Linked DNA regions of Homo sapiens: all the other regions are linked to region 2. A link is a contact called in ENCODE Hi-C or POLR2A ChIA-PET data. All regions are on one chromosome and are shown on one strand. Each heading gives the region's core, a stretch centred on a gene start or an enhancer-like site at or near the end of the contact. The rest is flanking DNA. Distances are from core to core; before and after follow the strand shown. Region 1 holds the start of WDR1 (WD repeat domain 1). Region 2 holds the start of CPEB2 (cytoplasmic polyadenylation element binding protein 2). Region 3 holds the start of ZNF518B (zinc finger protein 518B). Region 4 has its middle 43 kb from the start of HS3ST1. Region 5 overlaps WDR1 (WD repeat domain 1).

Region 1 (2,700 bases), core at 195-2,694, 4.9 Mb after region 2:
GCCCAGCAGAGTAACCCCTACGTTGTTGCCAGCAACTACTTCAAGGGCAGTTAACCGTGCTTAAAGACGCCAAAAGCATCCATCTCCCGCTTACAACAACATTTAGCTACCCCCCACCCACGTACTTTGCTTTCTCCCACTTTTACAACCCTCCCACCCCCAGAGCCCCGAGGGAAAGCTTGTACCCATTCTACTGAAAGATGAGACTAGAAACTTGTACACTTCACAGCGCCTGCTCTCCAGCTGAGCCACTACCCGGGTTTTACAAGTGGGGCTTGTTTTGCTTTCTTAGGAAATAACCTTTAACTTCCTTAAAAGCAGCAGCGCCCCCACCCCCACTTTTGCCTTTCAAAAGCTAAACTTTTGAGAAAAAGCACGAGTTCAGGCCTAACAAAGAGTAACCCTTACGTTCTTGTTGCCAGTAACTACTTCAAGAAAAAGCACTTAACCGTGCTTAGAGAAAGACGCCAACAGCATTCCTCTTCCACTTACAACAACATTCAGCTACCCGCCCGCACCCCGCCAAATACTTTGCTTTCTCCCACTTTTACAACCCTCCCAGCCCCCAGAGCCCCAAGGGGAAAGCTTGTACCCATCCTACTGAAAGATGAGACTAGAAACTTGGACACTTTACAGCCCCTGCTCTCCCGCCACAACTGAGCCACTACCCTGGTTTTAGGAGTGAGACTTGTTTTGTTTAGGAAATAACCTTTAACTTCCTTAAGACCGACAGCTCCCCCATCCCCCACGCCTTTTTTGCCTTTCAAAAGCTCAACTTTTGAGAGAAAAAGCACGAGTTCAGGCCCAACAAAGAGTAACCCCTACGTTCTTGTTGCCAGCAACTACTTCAAGCAAGGGCACTTAACCGTACTTTAAGAAGACGTAAAAAGCATCCCTCTCCTGCTTACAAAACCCGAGCAGGAGGACTGGCGGCTGGGCAACGCCCGGGACCGGTCAAAAAGGAGAGGCCGGGGAGCGCCCGCCACGCAACGCGGTCACAGGTACAGAGAGGTTTTTCCAGACCCCCACCAAAGCCCGCCAGTACTTTCAGCGTCTTTAAGACCCCCCCGCAAATAAACTTCCTACAGCCCAGCTTCTCCTACAAGCTAGCAACAGAAAGGCACCCACCCCCCGACTCCCAGAAGCATTCTGACGCGGCTGCTTGTCTGCGCCGCCTTTTCAAGGGCCCGCGGGGCGTGCTATACGTCACTTCCGGGGCGGGGCGAGCAAGGCGGAGGCGGGGCCGGGGCCGGCGGGGGAGGGGAGCGCCAGGTCCGCGCAGGCTCGCCGGGACCGCAGCCGCCGAGCCGAGCGCTTGACTATATATGGTCAAAGCTGGGGGCGAGCCGCGCGCGGGACCGCGCTTCCGGGTTCGGGGCGTCCGCAACCACAGCGCGCAGGGCAGGCGCGAGCTGGCCTCTGAGCCCCGGCCTCGGACCGCCCACTCCACTCCCGGCACGCCCGGTGCCGCCTTCCGGCTCCAGTCCCCGGGCTCGGCCTCGGCGAGGTGTAATTCGCAGCGCGGGCCGGCCCCGGAGGCTCTCGGCGAGCGCGGCGCGGTAACAAGTGGGCGAGGATGCCGTACGAGATCAGTAAGTGCCGCGGCGCGGGGCCCCCGAGCGGCCGCCGCGCTGCCCCGGCCCCGGTCCCCGGCCCCTAGGCGCCGTGCGGGTGGCGGGGGAGTCCTCGGCGCGGGGGAGGGGTGCGGGCGCCGGCCGGAGGCGTGGCGGGGCCGCCCTCGGTGGTGCAGGGCGGGACCCCCGACGGGGGGTGCGCCCCCAAGTTGGCGCCGTGGGCCGAGCCGGAGGAGCCCCGCTGCCCCCAAGGGCCTGGCCCGGGGCGCGGACCAGGAAGTCGCGCGGTTCCTGGCGCTCGTGGAAAGTGGAGGCCGCCCTCCCGGCGCAGTCAACAGGTGACCGGCCGAGACCGGTCCGGGGCTCCTTCTCCCTTCTGTCCCCGCCGTCCCCGCCCTGCCCTGACATGCCCCGCCGCATTTGTGTCTCCGCAGAGAAGGTGTTCGCCAGCCTCCCGCAGGTGGAGAGGGGCGTCTCCAAGATCATCGGCGGCGACCCTAAGGGCAACAATTTTCTGTACACCAATGGAAAGTGCGTCATCCTAAGGAACATCGACGTGAGTACCCCCTACCCCGGGCGCGGTTCTGCTCCGGAGCCACCTTGGGATGGGATAATTCGCCTTCCTCTCCACTTCTCACCTCCTGCCCATTGGCCCGGGGAGGGTGAGGGCGCCACGCCCCCTCTACCGGGAGCCACACCTCGGAGCCCCGGAAGCCGGCCTCAGATTCACCCAGGTCCTTGTCTGCTCCTTCTTGATGAGGAAACTGAGTCTTAGTTCGTTTCTGTCTACGGTCATAGCACCCTGAAAGCGCCGGATCGCCTCTGATCTTGGAAGCTAAGCACGGTCAGGCCTGGTTAGTACGTGGATGGGAGATTAGATTAGTTCATTCCTTAAAAGCAAGGGCTCCGGATTTGAGGGATCAGACTGACCCGGTCGGCCGCTGCGTGACCTTGAGAAGATTGGCGATTTGGGCATCTCTGAGCCCCAGTTTTCTCGTCTGTAAAACAGATGATGAGATGATGACCACTCTCGCTTCGCCTGCTGGCTGGGCAGATGGAATGAATGAGCTGCTGGCGTCCCTCAAGCCCAGCGGTGCCTGGTGCACTTTGAGCCCTTGCTGAATGG
Region 2 (2,700 bases), core at 122-2,621:
TGGGGTGGCGGCGACGCGGTCTGCACCGACCAGGGGGTGCCGAAGCCGGGCAGCGGCGGCGGCGACGCGGAGCCGCCTCCCCCTCCGCCTCCTGGGGGCCCCCCGCCCCCGCCGCCGCCGCCGCCGCCCGGGTGTGGAAGGTCCGGGCTCTGCAGGCTGCTGAAGGCGCCCGCGCCAAGCGCACCTCCGGGCAGGAGGTTACTGGGACTGTTGAGCAGAGGGTGGTTGGGGGACTCCATGGAGCCCGGCGCGGGGTTCACCGGCGTCGAGGAGGCCAAGCCCGCATTGGGGGACTCGGCGGCGCTGCCCTCGCCCGCGGCTGGGGTCTTGCGAGGGCTGCCCGCGCCTCCGTGGCGGCGCCGCGGGGCTGCAGGCGGCGAGGGAGGGAGCTGCGGGAGCGGGGGCAGGTCTGCCGGACGCTGCCGCGGGGCGAAGTCCTGCGGCGAGAGGTGCTGCTGATGCAGGAGGCTGAACTGCTGCGGCGGCTGTTGCTGCTGGCGCTGAGCGAGCTGCGCCGGCTGGAGGAGCGGGCCGGCTGGCGGCGGCGGCGGGCTGAACCGACCGGGGCAGTGGAGCGGCGGAGGCGGCGGCGGCGGCTTCGAGTCCGGAGGGTGGGGAAGGTGGGGAGGGCTGAACTCTTTCCTCTTCTGGCTGCTCAGCTGCTGCTGCTGCCGCTTACTGAAGTCCTGCGGGGAGGAGGTGCGGCAGCAGCAGCAGGAGGAGGCGGAGGAGGAGGAGGGGTGGTGCAGACTCGGTTTGAAGTCCTGGGAGGGGAGGAGGTGGGTCACACCCGCGATCGTGCCGCCGCCGGGGTGGTGGTCGGGGAGTTTCTCCGTGGCCGCCGCCCCCGAAAGCGGCCGCGCCGGCTGCTGTGTCAGCCCCAGAAGCAGCTCATCCTGCATGGTCTGCTGATGCGCCAGGAACGGGGAGGAAGAGGAAGCGGCGGCGGCCGGGCTGCCCGCGCCGCCGCCGAGGGGGACGGAGAAGGGGGAGGCGGCCTCTAAGAAGCCGGTGACAGGCAACGGTGGTGGCGACAGTGGGCCGAAGGGCGTGGCGGAGGGCAGCGGGTTGACGGACCCCACGGCGTAAGGACCATACGCCTCGCCGCAGAACAGGGGCCCAGGACTGCTACTTCGGAGCGGGGCGGTCTGCAGCACCCCAAACCCGAAATCCCTCATTTATCAGGCCGCCGGCAGCGGGAGGAGACGCTCCTCGTCCCCTGCCCCACCTAGGAAGCCGCCGGCGCTGGGGTTGCGCGGCCGTGGTGGAAGGAGGGGGAGTCAGTGAGAGAGGGACACCGTGACTGAGCCAGGGGGCACCGACTTCGGCCCCACCACCCCTCGCGGCGATCGCCGCCGCCGCCGCCGTCGCAGTCGCCGTAGCCGCCCTGGCCGCTTAAGAACCCCGGAACGTGCGTCAGCGCCACCTCACAATCGCGCCGCCCCCCGCGGTGCGTCCCGGCACGCGCGGGCGCGAGGCCACCGCGTCCCCGTCGCCCCTCCCCGCCCCTCATTACTATGCAGACGCAGCCGAGGGCGCGCTCGCGCTCCCGGGAGGGCGGGAGCGAGCGGCGTGTCCCGTTGGGTCTCTCCGCTCCCGGGGAAATGGACAGGCCGGTTGGGGTGGGGGTCGGCTGGCAAACAGTGGTCGGGAGCATTGGGCGGGCGCGCGCACGAGGGCAAGCACGCGCGGGAGGGAGGGACGGTTCCTGGGCAACGGCCCCTCCTTGGCGCGGGATCCGCGCAGAGTCTGCCTGGGTCGCACGCGTCTCCGCCCCTCGCGGTGCCTCCTCCTTCCTGTCACCTCGGTTCCGCCCTGGGTGGGGAGAAGCCCTGCTGCACCACTCGGGCTTCCCAGAGCGGGGCTGGCCCGCGGGGGAAACTGAGGCCCGGGACCCCGACCGGCGCCTGCACTGTGCGACCCGCGTAGAAATAGGCGCCCGAGGGGCCCCCAGCGCAACGCGGGAGCCCGGCCCAGCCCGGGGGTCCTGTGGTGAACTAGCGTCTGGGCTCTGCCGGCTTGAAGTCCGCTGAGCGCCTCGCCGCGCACCTCTAGACCCCGAGTCCCCGATCTAGGGCCTCCTTGTAGCCCTAGGTAGCGCCCTCTAAGCTTGTTTCTGTTTTTAGGCGCTGGTAGGAGTGCTGTCACCGACGTCGTAGAGCCGCCGAGGGTGTTTCTGTAGGGTAAACATGAAGCCTCGGCTATATTCCAGGCATTTTCACTTGGGTAAGAAGGAACAAAGTCCCTGGAACAAACACGCTCCGCGTGGTTATTTACACACTCGGATGCGTGGAACGGGTTCCACGGCGAGCTCCCATAGTAACCCCGGGCCAGCTCCGCTTCATAAAAGCCTTTCGTGTGCCATCAGGGCTGCAGCGTGGGACTCCTCCCCACCACATTCATTCCGGCGTCCCCGCCCCTTCCCCCCAGGGAGACTCTAATTTATTCCTAAGCTTTATGAATTTTCAAGGGAGAAATAGTTCTTACATCAGGGAAAAAAGGAGGTTCTGACTCAGCAGCAGACTTGTTGAGACTTGCAAAATGGAAGGGAGAGAGCTTTCCATGGTAGAGCTCTTTAGAAGCATTAGAGGAGGAACTAATCCTGTGTTTCCTTTTGTATAGAAACATTTTACATAAAGTATTTGAAGGTCTAGATAAAGAATAACAGAGTGATCCATACTACATGATGAGGTGAACTTT
Region 3 (2,700 bases), core at 118-2,617, 4.5 Mb after region 2:
ATTCTCAATGCCTTTCCCAACTTGACCCTACTCTTGAGGGAGACTTTGAACTCTCTGGCATATTCTCTCTGATAGGTGCTATCTGCACATAAATGTGTTTTTCTGAGAAGAGGTTCCTTAGCTTTTCTGAGCCCTAGGAGATAGAAAACCAGGACCCTAGCAGCTCCCTGATCAGGACCGAGGTTAGGAGCACTGCAGCCTAGGGCAGGAAGAAGGATTTGCTCTCTGGGCTGCTATTTTCTCTGCCCAGCTCCTGATACTTTAGTGGTGGAGGTTTTGCCCAGCTGCTGGACTTGTGGCTGAGCCTGTCTTCTTCAACTCCGCTTCTCCGTGTGGCAGTACTGCCCAGGCCCACATCTCCTCCGTGCAGCATACTGGCCGCTGTCCGTGCACGCCGACCTTTGGCCGCCAACAGGAAGGTGATGGAAACCAGCCTTGCCCCGCCCCCGCCTCCAGAGCTTTGAAATAAACTTTAGCTGTTCATCCCGAAGAAACTGTACTTCCCAGTGACGCTGCTCCCATGCCTCAACCTGCCCCTGCTGGAGAGCTGTTTCACTTTGTGGGGAGTCACTGATTGTGCGGGACCTGGCAATATGGTCTTCTTCTTTCCTCTTAGAGGCTCTATTCTAAATATGTCTTCCTTCCGGACCGTAGATGCAGGTGTATCTAGAGGGCAGTTGGCTCGCCCAAAATAGCACCGAAGTCCAGGAGGCAGGAAAGAAACTCTGGCATTAAATGAGCTCACACCCTCTCCAGACTCCCACAGTCATTGTCCCCTCTGACCCTCGCAACGCCCAACTGCTAGAGGAGGCTTTGCGCCTCACATACGACCTTCCCCGTCTTCAGAAATGAAGACACTGAGAGAGGTCAGGGGACTTTCTCGCCAAGGTCCAGCAGCTAAGATGTAAAGGAGTAGGGAGAGTCAGGATTTGTACCCAGGACTTCAAGGCCATCTCCTTCACTGAAGCTCTCCAAGAAGACGAGTTTGGAGGCTGAGGACCTGAGCTCCTCTTCTCTCGCTTTCACTCACCCACTGCAGGACTGCAGGCTCCAGGGAGGCAGGCGCCAAGGCCGCCCTCCGCGGGACCCGGTACAAGGCAGGCGCCCCGGGATGGCAGACTGGGCCAGGACCGAAGCCGAATCCTTCTTTTGCCTGCGGCATGGCTAAATGTGGACCTCGCTCGCTACGGTGCGAACGTGTTGGGTCAAGCTCTAAGCCCAGAAGTGGGGCTCGGCTGGGTCTGAGGCTCCCCGCTCTGGACAGCTTAGAAGCCCGGCGGGGGCGGGCGCAGCCTTAGAGACCTCAGGCGCCGGCCTCGCTGGAGCCGCGCCGCCGCTTCACATTGCGCACGCGCGGGGCTGGCGCGGGCTCCGCCCCCCGGGTAGGGACCTACAGCGGGCGCGGCGCCGGCGGTCTGCGGCCGGCGGTGTAGACGCCCCTTCGCCGGGACCTGGCACCCGAATCCGGCCTGCCGGGTAAGTAGCTGAGCGGGAGGGCGAGGGCCCCCGGATCCGCGTGTACGTGACCGAAGCGCCAGCTGCGGCCGGGTCGTGGGGGCGCGCGGGGCGGGGGCCTGACGGGGCCAGGCCGGGGCGGGTCGAGCGGCCGCGGCCCCGCGTGCCCGCGCTGAGGGCTGGCGTCGTGGCAAGTGGCACCGGGTAGGCCGAACGCGGGCTCCGGCTGGTGGGCGTGGGGCACCGGCTGGGGTGGGGGCCCGGGCCGCGGCTTGGCGCGCGTTGAGCAGGTACGCGGGCCTGGCCTAGGGTCGGGGTCCGGCCCGGCGCCCCCAGCTCGCCTTTGTGCGCCGCGACCCCGCGGACTCGGCCGACGCGCCGGGGCGACCGAGGCGGGGGTGGCAGCGTCCCGCGGGGCCGTTCGTGTGGCGCCGCTGGCCCGGCCTGCGCTCCCCGCCCCCAGCGTTATGAAGGATGCCTCCTCCGAGGGCTCCTACCGTCCGCGCCGAGCAGGAAGTGTCGTCAGGAGGCCATTTTTAAAGCCTCCTGCGGGCCTCGGAGCTGAGCGTTGACGGTTTTGGTTTTCTTCGGTTGGAAGAACCCCGGCCTTCCCTCGCGGCGAGCGGGACGCGCCTGGGAGACGACGATGCGCCCGATGCACCTGGCCTCGTCCTCCGAGCGCCCAGGCTCAGGCGCGCTCGCCTCGGATGCTGCCTGCCATCGGGGGAGCGTGCCGACAATAAACTCGAAAACCAGCCTGGCATTGTCTTTCCTTGAGAGGGTCAGGGGTGGGCTCGTCCATCGAGGTCCTGCGCATCTTTTACGGGGGGCGAGGACATAGGAGGTTGAGAAGAGATGGTGAAGGTTTGAATTGTTCCAAATGCTGATGTCATTGTGGGACCTCCCCATACCGGCCTGCCCGTCTTATCTTGGTGTCTTTGGGGTTTGGGGCTCTGTAAAGCCAAGAAATTGCAGGGTTCAAAAGAATGAAAGTTTCTTAACCAGAAAGGAAAAGCCAAAAGAGCGAACGGGAGAAAACACTTAAGTCTTTATAAGTTGGGTAGTTAATGTATCCCGTTACAATACCTCTGACTTTAAAAATTGTAATAATGAACGATTTATCAACGTAACATTAAAAAAAAAAACTACAGAGCATTATGTCCTATTTAAAAGTACAAATCTACGTAGCTAAACTCTAATGTTGTGTTAGACTCTTTAAACCATCTTAAGTTTAGACTTGAAATC
Region 4 (2,700 bases), core at 104-2,603, 3.5 Mb after region 2:
GGTCTGATTTGTTCCCAGCCTTTCTCGGGGCTCTTGTAGGCTTAACATACACACCCCTGTCTCCAGCGCAACCTCTTACCAGGATACAAAGTTCCTATTTCTTTGCAGTAACAGGAAAAATGTCCTCAGACACACTGTCTTGCCTCTTTAGAGATAGTTCCTTCTTACGGTAGAAAACCTATGACAAAAGTGGAGGTGGTAGATTTGTGAACTCACTGTGCTCTAACCATCCTAGTAAGGGTTGGTTGGGCAAGAATCATCCATGGGTACCAAGTGTCAGAGGAATTTTGAGAAATGGAATACTCCTATAGTCTCAAAAGGTCTCTCCACCGATTGCATATTAGTCAAAAAGGGGAAAAGTAGTAACTACACAGTATTAGTATAAAGAGATGTCACTTTGACAGTGTGATCAAAATTAACATTAGCAATAAGGAACAGATGGATGTCACATGCCTCTGGATGTGTGCATGGAGAGGGAATGCCATCACTTATGAGTATCCCCGCTGGGATGCATAACCTGAATCTGATCATAAAAAAGCATCAGACAAACCCACATTAAAGAATATGCTACAAGGGGCCTGTGTTCATTAAAAATGTCAGTGTCGTGAAAGTGGGAAAGACTGAAGAAAGTTCTGAATTAAAGGGAATTCAACAGACACAATTGCTAAATGGACCAGATCCTGTTTTGAAGGGAAGAGCACTTGCACATTATTATTATTGGGACAATGACAAATATGGCATATTAAAATGTAGATTAGATGAAAATATTATAACATTAAATTTCCTAAATGAAATACCATTGTGGTTAAATTATTTAAAAGAATATTCTTAGAGAATACACATTGAAATATTAAAAAATAAAAGAACAGGATGTAGCTAATCTACTTTCAAATGGTATAGAAAACAATAATTTTAGAATGCATAATTCACACACATACATGTTTGTGTATGTATGTATGTGTGCATTACTATATTTAACAATATTTGAAAGAGAGAATAGGAAAAAATAGAGGATAAAAAAGCAAATGTGGCAAAATGTTAAAACATGGCGAATCTGAAAAAAAGCATATACAGAAGTTCTCTAGAGGCTGTTTTTTTCCAGCAATTCAATGAGCTTTAGGAGTTTAAACAAATTGAAGTTTCTATTAATAGCTAGCAATTACTGTGTGCCCATGCTTTGCTATGGATTGTCCTAGGCAGATCACTGGCATTCTTTCTAAGCTTTTTCGTAGCTGTAGGTGTGGAAATTGTGTTTTCATTTTCATTTTGAGATATGAGGAAACTGAAACAGGATATGCACCCCACAGGAAGTGGCAGGGTCATAGATTTGAATTCAGACCTGGCTCACGTCTCCGCACAATAGAATGAGACAGTGCATGTGATGCCAGACAGGAAGAGGTAAGGTTCCAGCCTTTAGGGGCTCGTAGGGGCTCACAGCCCATAGGGAGAGTAGAGAGGGAAGACAGACAAGTAATTGGGTACATAGTGTGGTGTGGTAAGCAAAGTTAAATATAGTTAATTCTTTTTTTTTTTTTTTTTTTGAGATAGAGTCTCACTCTGTCACCCAGGCTGGAGTGCAGTGGCGCGATCTCGGCTCACTGCAACTTCCACCTTCTGGATTCAAGCAATTCTCCTGCCTCAGCCTCCCACATAGCTGGGACTATAGGTGTGTGCCACCCGCCTGGCTAATTTTTGTATTTTTGGTAGAGATGGGGTTTCACCATGTTGGCCAGGCTGGTCTTGAACTCCTGACCTCAAGTGATCCCCGTGCCTCGGGCTCCACAGTTAAATTCTTCTAAACTTAATTAGTAGAACACCTACTGGAGGTTGTTGTCATGCCAATCTCTTCTGCTACTAGAGACACATGTCCTGTCCTCCCAGAACTTACACTGAAGTGGATGTGACTGATGCTACAGTACATAACTGCTGAGGTAGCACATAATAGTGAAATTTTATCCAGACTACGAGGCTAAGGTTGGCTTCCCAGAGGGGATGTGAGTGTTGCCTTACTTGATTTTCAGAGACAGAATAGCCTGTGAAATTTCATTCATCCCTGAGTTCTAAAGACTTGGCATACAGGAAATTCACTAGCTGTTGAATCTGGAAAAATGATATACATGTTTTCTCTACTGTGCAGAGTCTATACTATTCTTGAATGAATGAATGAGTGAATGAGTTCCCTTCTGTGATTCCTAAGGAACCCAGGGCAATGAGGTCTTCCAGGATGTCAGCCTCTCTGTCATCCTTCCAGGTCACAAGAAAGAGCCAGCAGGTTTCAGCAAGCCGTTCCCTGGCTGATCTGGTGGTGAGAAGAATTTGGGGGTGGCGGCATGGTGACTAGCCACAGCCAGGGCAATTCCTGCACTCCCTGGCTTCCGTGTCTAGCTTTCAGGTTAGAGGAAATGCTTTATCAAGAAAAGCTACTTTGTTCTCTCTTGTTCTCTTTTATTTTTTTCCGAGTTACTCATCACTTTTTCAGTCCCTTATTCTCAGAGGAGAAAACAAAGCCACCTTCTTGAAGCTGTACCTTAGGTATTATTCTTGCCAATGCCTTGCAAAGCCAGCAGCCCAAGTGCTTTGCAGGTCAGATACAAGGGCCCTTTACCTTCAAAGATTAAAATCAGCATAGCAACAAAACATGAGGCTCTTGGTTTTACTCAGTGCTTTTCTTACATGGTCTCATTGCATTCACAGAGCAGT
Region 5 (2,700 bases), core at 3-2,502, 4.9 Mb after region 2:
TGAGGGACCCCCATTCAAGTTCAAGTTCACAATTGGCGTAAGTGAACTTACTTTTTGGGTGAAATTTGTGGTTTGTACATGAGGCTAGCAGAGGCTGAGCCTGTTTAGATGCTGATGGCAGAGACCACAGCACATGCCACGTATGCCATGATACACAGAAGTGGGCTCCCAGGGGTGTGCAGAGAGAGGGAGGGCTCCCCCACCCAGCACTCGTCCTCCCCAGGCCCTCAGCTGGGCATGGATGGTTCCCACAAGGAAGGGCCCTGCCCTAGGATGATGTGTGCCTGTCGGGGATTGGGGCAGGAATGTCCCTGACCGTGTAACCAGGCAAGCATCTGGGGCTGGAGGTGCTCATTAGAGAGGGGAGCCTGCAGGGCCTGCTGTTAGCTGAGCCACCAAAGTGGCAGAGGAAGGGAGCTTGCGGGACATCCAGATTGGTCTCTCCTAGAGACAGTGAGGGCAGTGATGCGCCTGCAAAGTGACAAACGGTTAGAAGACTGAAAGATACTTTGTGGAAGAAATGTGCCAGAAATGCGGCAGGCTTTGGGTGTAGCTGGCAGCATCTCAGAGGCCCATGCCGTGCATGCGCCCCGCCTTAGGCACCCAGGCCTTGCCAAGCCTCCTCACTTCTCCCTTCTGCAAGACGGGGGTGTGCCGGGGCCAGCAGCATCTGAGGGTTTTGACTATGAATTTGAAGTAGGAGAGCCACCTGGCAGGTCTGGAGCATCTGTGATGCCCATTTTCCTGCCCCAGCTTTGTAGGAGTGAGGGGAGGAGCCCAGCAGCCAGTCTCAGCACAACCCCACGGCTCTGCCCTGGCTTTCCCCATCCCGCTTGTGCTTGCGCTGAGGATGGACAAGAACAATGGACCCGGAAATGCACATTTTAGGGACTGTTGATGTCCTTGGAGGAGGTTGTGTTTGCAGATTGGACCAAGTTCTCGGGACTCCTCTTGGAACCGTCAGTGGTTTCACTGTCTGCCTCATGGAGGATTAATGAGATCATGTCCTTAAAGTGGCTCAGTGAGGAGCACTGTCCATTTTAGTGACATCATGCCATGAATCATAAATAGCCTGCGCAGTGCAGCTGGAAAGGGCGAGGACGGGACCCACAAAGTGAGCAGAATTTCCAGAGACTGTTCTTGGCTTAGGGTACAGGAGGGGGCTTTCCAAGGATGCCCCGTTCGTAGTGAAACAGGCTTCATTTTGTCACGGAACCGCAGGCTGAGCTGGGCCTGGCTGGGCAGGTGAAAGCATAGGGAGGCTCCCTGTATGCAGCTGAACACGCGGCAGCTCTCAGACTCTGCTCTTGTGGCTACCACCTAATGGGTAGGTAGTGGAGACCTGGCTATTTTGGGAGCTGTATTGAAGGCTGTGGCTTCAGGCCATGTTTCTTCGCTAGGGTGGAGGCACTGCAGAGCAGGGTGAGTAATGCTGAGTCAGCTGCACACCCCATCTCAGCCCAGGGCAGGAGGAAGCAGCTCAGAGACTTCTGTGGTAGCTAGAAGCCGGCTGTGGGTGGGGGCTCCTTGGCCTGCCCTGGGAGGGATCATTTCCACTCTGCAGCTGTGCATTAAACCCAGCACAGGGTGCTCAGCAGGGTCAGGGGCACCAGTTTGTTCCAGGGGTGGGCTGGAGCCTGTCTTCTTCACCAGGCTGCTGTGCCCCTGTGTGCTTGCTTGGGGACTTGTCCAGAACATTCTTTCTCTTTAGTTGTCCTTTCTAACTTCAGAAAGGACTTCACCCCACTGCCCTGGCCCAGGAGTGTTGGGTACAAATGTCTGCCCAGCTAGCCCAGCTCCAGGGTGGGTACCACCATGTGTCTTGAAGTCTTTTGTGGAACCCACAACCATGGGCCCTGCCTGAGGACCTGGGAGAAATAGAAAGGGCTGTGGCCTGGCACAGAGCTAGGTGGCTGTGCCCCCCTCGGGTGAGTCATGCCTCTGGGCCCTCCCGGAAACAGGGTGACAGTGACCCTTGCGTGCTGCACCCTCAGCCACAGGGAGGGTGTGAGAGGCAGCAGTGACCATCCACATGCTCAGGAGACATGTGCGGACTCAACTGCCCACGCATAGGAAGGACAGGAAGGGTGCTCAGGGACCCCACACCTGCCCCCAAATACCTTCTGAGTTGCAGATACACTTTGGTGTGTATCTGCACTTAAGCCCTCCGGACCCCAGAGGAAAGCTGCGGTCGTGCTCTCCATGACCAACCCCAAGACAAAGGGAGCGCGTGCAGGCTGGGGGAAGTGAGAGGAGGTGTGAGTGCTAACATGAGGCCCAGCCACAGTCAGCTTTGAGGACATGGTGGGCTGAGCATCGCTGGGCTTCCTCCCGTATGTGGGCTCTTCTGATGTGGTCGGAAAGCCTGGGATGTGGAAGTTCTCAGGAATTAATTGAGCCTGTTATAGTAAAAGATTTTAAAACCATATGTGGGCATTTTTTATTTTAGAGGGAATTAAGTTCCACTTGCTGTGAAATCCACATAGCAGTGGTCTTTTTTCCCCAGATCTTTCATTCTGCAGCACATGACGGCTGAGTCTGGGCTGCCTTTGCCTCCGCACCAGCGCTCAGGCCTTGGTGGCCTTGCCTGCCGCCCCTCGCCTCCTGAGAATGAGCAGCTGTGGTGGCAACTCGGGCCTGTCTTCATCTGCGCCTTCTGCACCCACTCCCTGCAGAGGCCCCCTGTGGCCGGGACCAGGA

The links. A loop is a pair of places that touch in the nucleus more often than their neighbours do. ChIA-PET counts read pairs that join two places held with the same protein, here RNA polymerase II (POLR2A). Pooled maps may share reads with other maps.
Region 1: a map of OCI-LY7 shows a loop between it and region 2 (16-fold over the local background). The contact joins the promoter of WDR1 here to the promoter of CPEB2 in region 2. A Hi-C loop is called at or near these places in 7 of 168 maps with a recorded cell type or tissue (CD4-positive, alpha-beta T cell, CD4-positive, alpha-beta memory T cell, OCI-LY7 and 3 more), 17 of 37 single-sample maps with no recorded cell type and 26 of 50 pooled maps. POLR2A ChIA-PET finds 5 or more read pairs at or near these places in 1 of 52 experiments (OCI-LY7).
Region 3: a loop to region 2 is called in a map of CD8-positive, alpha-beta T cell, with 8 times the contacts of the local background. The contact joins the promoter of ZNF518B here to the promoter of CPEB2 in region 2. A Hi-C loop is called at or near these places in 4 of 168 maps with a recorded cell type or tissue (CD4-positive, alpha-beta T cell, CD4-positive, alpha-beta memory T cell, CD8-positive, alpha-beta T cell and 1 more), 2 of 37 single-sample maps with no recorded cell type and 13 of 50 pooled maps.
Region 4: a map of CD8-positive, alpha-beta T cell shows a loop between it and region 2 (21-fold over the local background). The contact joins the enhancer-like site here to the promoter of CPEB2 in region 2. A Hi-C loop is called at or near these places in 2 of 168 maps with a recorded cell type or tissue (CD8-positive, alpha-beta T cell and naive thymus-derived CD4-positive, alpha-beta T cell), 1 of 37 single-sample maps with no recorded cell type and 9 of 50 pooled maps. POLR2A ChIA-PET finds 5 or more read pairs at or near these places in 1 of 52 experiments (naive thymus-derived CD8-positive, alpha-beta T cell).
Region 5: a loop to region 2 is called in a pooled map, with 10 times the contacts of the local background. The contact joins the enhancer-like site here to the promoter of CPEB2 in region 2. A Hi-C loop is called at or near these places in 1 of 168 maps with a recorded cell type or tissue (ascending aorta) and 14 of 50 pooled maps.

Annotation. Positions count from the first base shown.
Region 1 is chr4:10,115,543-10,118,242 of GRCh38, reverse strand. It overlaps WDR1 (WD repeat domain 1), which reads left to right and starts at 1,444. Exons shown (of 15, transcript NM_017491.5): 1 at 1,444-1,592; 2 at 2,009-2,130. The coding sequence starts at 1,577. LOC124900666 (a long non-coding RNA gene) reads right to left here and starts at 1,154. Exons shown (of 2, transcript XR_007058030.1): 1 at 1-1,154. It also overlaps the pseudogene RNA5SP155. RefSeq lists enhancers at 1-32, 113-212, 1,983-2,132, 1,783-2,587 and silencers at 1,133-1,252, 1,263-1,672, 1,753-1,902.
Region 2 is chr4:15,001,152-15,003,851 of GRCh38, reverse strand. CPEB2 (cytoplasmic polyadenylation element binding protein 2) reads right to left here and starts at 1,371. Exons shown (of 12, transcript NM_001177382.2): 1 at 1-1,371. The coding sequence starts at 1,178. It overlaps CPEB2-DT (CPEB2 divergent transcript), which reads left to right and starts at 1,807. Exons shown (of 8, transcript NR_038857.1): 1 at 1,807-1,914; 2 at 2,127-2,226; 3 at 2,623-2,691. RefSeq lists silencers at 1-122, 223-372, 423-732, 1,233-2,092 and an enhancer at 2,333-2,382.
Region 3 is chr4:10,456,093-10,458,792 of GRCh38, reverse strand. It overlaps ZNF518B (zinc finger protein 518B), which reads left to right and starts at 1,367. Exons shown (of 3, transcript NM_053042.3): 1 at 1,367-1,476. RefSeq lists a silencer at 1,252-1,891 and enhancers at 2,022-2,181, 1,444-2,259, 2,242-2,301.
Region 4 is chr4:11,470,469-11,473,168 of GRCh38, reverse strand. No RefSeq gene overlaps it. Among named protein-coding and RNA genes, the nearest start is that of HS3ST1, 43 kb to the right of the region's middle. Within about 2 kb of position 1,353, at least 12 of the 41 ENCODE cell types and tissues checked have a DNase peak (open chromatin) inside an H3K27ac peak, as active enhancers do; they include CD8-positive, alpha-beta T cell, where a contact is called at or near this core.
Region 5 is chr4:10,095,048-10,097,747 of GRCh38, reverse strand. It overlaps WDR1 (WD repeat domain 1), which reads left to right. Exons shown (of 15, transcript NM_017491.5): 5 at 1-37. Among named protein-coding and RNA genes, the nearest start is that of MIR3138, 18 kb to the right of the region's middle. RefSeq lists enhancers at 1,027-1,516, 921-2,120, 2,698-2,700. Within about 2 kb of position 1,252, at least 33 of the 41 ENCODE cell types and tissues checked have a DNase peak (open chromatin) inside an H3K27ac peak, as active enhancers do; they include ascending aorta, where a contact is called at or near this core.